Linked DNA regions of Homo sapiens: region 1 is linked to region 2. A link is a loop called in an ENCODE intact Hi-C map of the cell type or tissue named here. Cell type or tissue: CD14-positive monocyte. All regions are shown on one strand. Each heading gives the region's core, and the rest is flanking DNA. Links, peaks and the distances in the headings are about the cores only. Region 1 overlaps ADPRH (ADP-ribosylarginine hydrolase). Region 2 has its middle 21 kb from the start of POPDC2.

Region 1 (2,917 bases), core at 114-2,613, 51 kb before region 2:
CTCGACCCTCCCAGGGAAAACAAACCTGTATTTCTTACCCTTTAACTTGATATGTATCTCTTTATTTAGCAACAGGATCAATGCCTTATTTATGTAGATCCTTATGAAAAATGTATTGAATGAATGGTACTTATATAGAAATAATTTTGATGTTTAAATAGTTTATGATATTACTGCAAGAAGCCGAAGTTATGTTGGATTTTTCTCTGTTCACACATCCATCTGGTGCTTTTTGTTATGACTTTTCACTTTATTTTTTTCAATTGACTCTAGATTTTTTCCTTTCTACAGGTCCTACTTCCAAACCAAATGGGAAAATTACCTAAAACTTAGAGGGATTTTGGATGGAGAATCAGCCCCTACCTTCCCTGAGTCTTTCGGTGTGAAGGAGAGGGATCAGTTCTACACCTCCCTGAGCTACTCTGGCTGGGGTGGCAGCAGTGGGCACGATGCCCCCATGATTGCCTACGATGCTGTTCTTGCTGCAGGAGACTCCTGGAAGGAGCTTGCCCACCGAGCCTTTTTCCATGGTGGAGACAGTGATTCTACAGCTGCCATTGCTGGCTGCTGGTGGGGAGTTATGTATGGTTTTAAAGGAGTGAGTCCCTCCAACTATGAGAAACTAGAATACAGAAACCGGCTGGAAGAGACAGCTAGGGCTTTATATTCTCTCGGGTCAAAAGAAGACACTGTAATTTCCCTTTAGGGAGACGTGATGTTCACTTCTGATGGATTCTTCTTTTGTGTATTTCCTTTTCTGCTATTTCTTTTCAGTTTTTCCAAAGTCAAGAGTCTTAACCTTGTACTCAGGGAATTTTGAGATAACAAGTCCCTTGGGCACCTTAAGCTCAGTTTTTTCAGGCTCATCCTGTTCTTCCAGAATCTATCCCTTTTCTTACACTGAAGAGTCCTTTAGCTCAATTGATAGGGTCAGCGTCTCGCAAGCAAAAAATCTCATGACCTCATATTTGAGTCTTCATTTTCATCATCTACTTGTTCTAAAAGTTTTTTCTGTTTGTCTCAAGTTGGGTTCCCACAAAGTGGACTTTGAGACAAAGATCTGAATGCAAGCAGTTTATATGGGAGATGATTCCAGGAAATACCGATATGAGAATGGGGAAATGAAACCAGGAAGGGAAGAGAGCTAGTATGGGGTATGTTAATGAGCAGGTTTCCACTGTGGGCGGTTGGCACTCTGCCATCTGAGTCCTCTGCCTAAAGCATTCCTCAGAACTGTCCCATTTGAAGGGCAAGCAAACCTGGGGTATTTATCCACTGACTTCCATCTGACACTGGTTGAGGACCACTGCCAGGGATGCTAACTCCCTGGTAATTCTTGGCTTACCCTTTGTACAAACCAAACCTTAGTGTCTTCAGGTAAAGACTCAGAGATACTTGCAGGGGCAAGCTGTAAAGGGCATGGGAACAGTGAGGGACATATGTGGGGTCCTAACAATATCTGCTAGGCTGGTCTACCTCCTAAATATACTCTGAATCTATCACCTCTATTGCCTTCTTGCACTGAGGATTTTTCAGCTGGATTTCTGCAATCCAAGCTACTCAAGTCTGGGAGATGCTGCTCTGAGCTGCTCTCAGTACTCTCCTCATCATGGCAGTTAACACATTACCAATTTTGTTATTGTCTGTTTGCTTGTTTGCATTATTTCTAAACAGAACCTAGCACAGTGCTTGGGCAGCCAATAGGCATTAATCAGTATCTATTGAGTGTTATGAACTAGCCTCCTAGCTCGTGCTTCCCTCATTACCCTCCAGAGTTATGTTTACGAATAACAAATTGACCATGCTAAACTAATCATGTTCCAATGAATACATCACCTTTCTTCATTTCTTGATGCTCTTCCCAATCCTTGTCTACCTGATAATAAATTCTTACTTGTCCTTCAAGACCCAACTCAGATAGATAGAGCTTCCTGAGTGAAACCTGCTTTGATTGTTCAGGCACTTGGCCACCTTCTCCTCACTCCTCCCACAGCCTTCTGTCTTGGCCTTGTCATCACATCAATCCTGTTGTGTGGTGCTGTGTGTCTTCTGGGTCAGTCCTAGGCACATGCTGCCCAGCACATGTCCACCTGGGAAATGAGATGCCATCGTCACATTCATTTGGTCACCCTCAGTCCAGCCAGTGGGCTTGCTCTCATTTGGCCTGTTCTCAGGGGTGGGAAGGAAGAGCGTCCCTTCCTTCTCCTTTTGAGAAAACCACAGAACTATGACTCTCATGATTTTTCCTTTGTGAAATCCCTGGTTTTCAGCTGGAAGCGGTGGGTAAATGAGGTCTGATGATAGCAGTCCTGCCACCTTCTAGTTCATCCCATAGGAATGTTTTTCCAAGTCCTTCCAGTCTTTTTAGAACGTGGTGGAGGAGGGTTGTGTGTGCCCCAGGGGGTCGGGGGTAGGGGATGCAGGGAGGATCTTAGCATTTGTTGTTTTCTAGTGCAGGGCTTTAGCCACAATTGTAAACAACAGGAAAAGGCTCTTTAGAGATCCTATTAGATTTGCTTTGCCGATTGTCACTCTTCATCACAGGCACATTTCAAAAAGAGGTTAGACTTTCAGACTTCTTTTTTCTCAAACCTCAAAACTTCCACCCCAAACTTCGCTCTCAGCTGGTGACTTTGCTTCTTTATGTGTGTGTATGTGTGTCAGAGAAAGAGAGAGAGAGAGAGAGAAGGGAGGATGAGAACGAATGGGGGGAAGAGATAAACTTTATGCATAACATTAGGGTAAATCAATAAAGATGGTCTGACACATCGTATGAATTTGCCATTCTTATCAAGTTAATCTATGCATATTGAACAACAGAAGAGGTCATATGTGACATTTCAAATGATGCTTTTTGGACCTGCTGTGTGATGCTGCTTCATTTGCTTTCTTTGTTAGCCAAGATTGCTACATGTTG
Region 2 (2,917 bases), core at 235-2,734:
TGCCTGAGTCTTCCTAGGCCCCAGGAAGGCCTTGGAATCCTCTCTGATCCTTAGCATTCACCCTCATCTATGAAAGCAACTGTTTGCATTATGTGTCCACTTAGTGTCCTGACAACAGTCTAAACTCAATCCATCCAAAAGCAAATCAACATCTTCCCCAAAGTTGTTCCTCCTCTTTTTACGGTAATAGCTGCCACCATGATCCAATCATCCAGGCTTGAAGCCTGAGTCATCTTTGACTCAGAACATCACAGTGCTAAAAAAAAAAAAAAAAGTATTTTAAGCCATTTGCCTCCTTCCCCCAGTATATGATTTATACTCAGACTCTGTCTCTCAATATCTTAAAATGCATCTGAGGTCTGTCCCTTCCTGTGTATTCCCCCGATAAGGCTCTGGATTTTGGCAACAACTCCTGAACTACTACTCTCTTTTCCTGCTGGTTTGAATAGGGAGAGAAGCAAAAGTAAACTGGAAAGTGGAACTAGAAGTCTCTAAAACCACAAGTGTTAACCTTACCCTTGCCAGAATGGGGCACATGAATTGTCCTACTAGCAGGTAACAGCTGAGTTTAACCAACATTTAAGAATTACCAACTACATCCTGGCTAACATGGTGAAATCCTGTCTCTACTAAAAATACAAAAAATTAGTCGGGCGTAGTGGCGGGCGCCTTGTAGTCCCAGCTACTCGAGACGCTGACGCGGGAGAATGGTGTGAACCCGGGAGGCAGAGTGAGCCAAGACCGTGCCACTGCACTCCAGCCTGGGCGACAGAGCGAGACTCCGTCTCAAAAAAAAAAAAAAAAAAAAAAGAATTACCAACTAAATGTCACACATGTGGCCTTGTGTGGGGTGCTGGGGCCACAGCAATAAGTAAGACTTCCCCAGCCCTCAAGTGCCTAGCGAGGGATGAGAGCTGAGGGGGGCGATCCCAGAGGGCTCTGCGAGTCCTGAAGGGGATTGTTCAATGCTGAGGGCGAGGTGAAGGCCAGGAGAGTGTGCGTAGGGAGAGGACATGTGTACTAGGTTTGAGGGCTGAATAGGATTTCAGGCCTGAGGGCTGAGGGGTGGAGGGCAATTCCAGGCTATTAAGCAAAGGCTTAGTTTACAGGCTGGACTAATCCGATTTGTGTGCTGTGTCCTGGGCTCCCCTGTGGCAGTGATGCAATCATGTGACAGTTGGTGGTCATGTGCTGGGTAAGGACACTTTCAGGAAGGATGATATCACAGAAGTGATATAATCACCAGATAACTTTCTGAGTAGGAGGCACATGTCAGGGCATGAATTCAATGGTGACAGACGTGAAACTGCTGACAGCATTGTTTTCACTTCTACCTCAAGATTTGTGTGGATGTCTACAGGAAACCAGGGGGTCAAAAATAGAAAGAGAAGAGGTGCTGAACATTGGAGATGGACTCAATTTCCCCCTCCAGGCAATTCTTCTCCCCAGGATCTCTCACGGGTTTTTGCTTTATACATATATGTAATGCTATTTTTCAAACATATAAAGAGACTGTTGTGGCTAATTTTTAAAACCTATAAATTTATCTAAAAATCCTATTGAAATCCAAATGTCTTTTGCCTTACATACACCATTAGATAATAAAAGCACAACTTCCACTACGTAAGGTCTGATTCTTTGGTGGGGAAAAGGGATTAAAAGAGGTCCTCATCTTGAGAAACCACTGCTATACACCACAGGTGTGTAATGACAGCCCTGCCTTGGTGATCCTCCAGGTTGGGGAGTGGCACCACATCCAGGTTATGTTGAATCTCAATTTACAATGTATAGTGTACTTTTTTTTTTTTTAAGATGGAGTCTTGCTCTGTTGCCCAGGCTGGAGTGCCCATTATGAGTCATGGAGACTCAGATTTTGAGTAAGAGAGAAATAAAACTTTGTGCTTTTAAGTAATAATAAGTCAATCCTGACTAATATCACATGGTAAGAAGTCTGGATTTTATTCTAAGTGGGATAGGAAGTCATTTCAAATTTTGAGCCAGAGAGTGATAAGATCTTGTATATGTTTAAATGACCTCTTTACTGTGTGTAGGTTATGAGGCAGAAGGACTGGTTGTAAGTCCATTGAAGTTAATTTAGAATGAAGTAGTGGTGGCTTGAAATTAGCGGTGGCAGTAGAGATTGTGAGTCGAATTCAGAATATACAGGCATGCACCATATAATGACATTTTGGTAAACAATGGACCACATATGGTGGTCCCATAAGATTATAATGGAGCTGAAGAAGAAAGTTTGAAGACTACCAGATATCAAAACTTACTGTAAAGCTACAATAATTACAACCAGATGGTACTGCCAAAGGGTAGAAAAATAGAACCATCAGACAACAGAAAATTCAGAAACAGACCTACATCTATAGGAAAATTTGATTTGTCACAAAGGATAAGCTGAACACTAGTAGGGATAGGATAATCATTTCAATAGGGAGTGCTCAGTCAATTGGATAGCCACATGGAAAATAATGAATCTTGGCCCTTAGTCATATATACAAAAACCAAATCCAGGTTGATTGTAGGTCTAACTTTGAAATGTAAAACAATAAGAAATCTAGAAGGTTATTGGGAGAGTACCTTCAGGGGAGGAAAAGATTTCTTAAACACGACACAGAAAGCACAAATCAGAGACAGAAAGATTGATAAACCATTACATTGAAATTAAAAACTATGTTCATCAAAAGATACTATTTAGAGAAAAACAATACCCACAAAAGTAGGAGAATATATACATATATATATAAAATCTCAATAAGTAACAGAAGGACTTTTAACCTGATTATTTGAATAACTCCTTTAAGTCAATAAGAAAAAGCATACAGGCTGGGCACAGTGGCTCATGCCTGTAATCCCAGCACTTTGGGAGGCCAAGGCAGGTGGATCACTTGAGGCCAGGAGTTCGAGA

The links. Hi-C counts contacts between places; a loop is a spot of excess contacts. Peaks named below come from ENCODE experiments on the same cell type or tissue, not always from the same donor. Only the 100,000 strongest peaks of a DNase experiment are listed, where the experiment ranks them.
Region 1: it touches region 2 in a loop (2.1-fold over the local background); 22 of 110 quality-filtered maps call a loop at or near these places.

What each region holds. Positions count from the first base shown.
Region 1 is chr3:119,587,173-119,590,089 of GRCh38, forward strand. ADPRH (ADP-ribosylarginine hydrolase) reads left to right here. Exons shown (of 5, transcript NM_001125.4): 5 at 292-2,773. The coding sequence ends at 706. Among named protein-coding and RNA genes, the nearest start is that of ADPRH, 9.1 kb to the left of the region's middle. In CD14-positive monocyte, for the core only: no CTCF peak of the experiment used is centred there; DNase peaks (open chromatin) are centred at 1,159 and 2,129; H3K4me3 peaks cover 2,335 bases; H3K27ac peaks cover 2,500 bases.
Region 2 is chr3:119,637,852-119,640,768 of GRCh38, forward strand. No RefSeq gene overlaps it. Among named protein-coding and RNA genes, the nearest start is that of POPDC2, 21 kb to the right of the region's middle. RefSeq lists an enhancer at 949-1,458. In CD14-positive monocyte, for the core only: no CTCF peak of the experiment used is centred there; DNase peaks (open chromatin) are centred at 1,180 and 1,860; H3K4me3 peaks cover 959 bases; H3K27ac peaks cover 2,058 bases.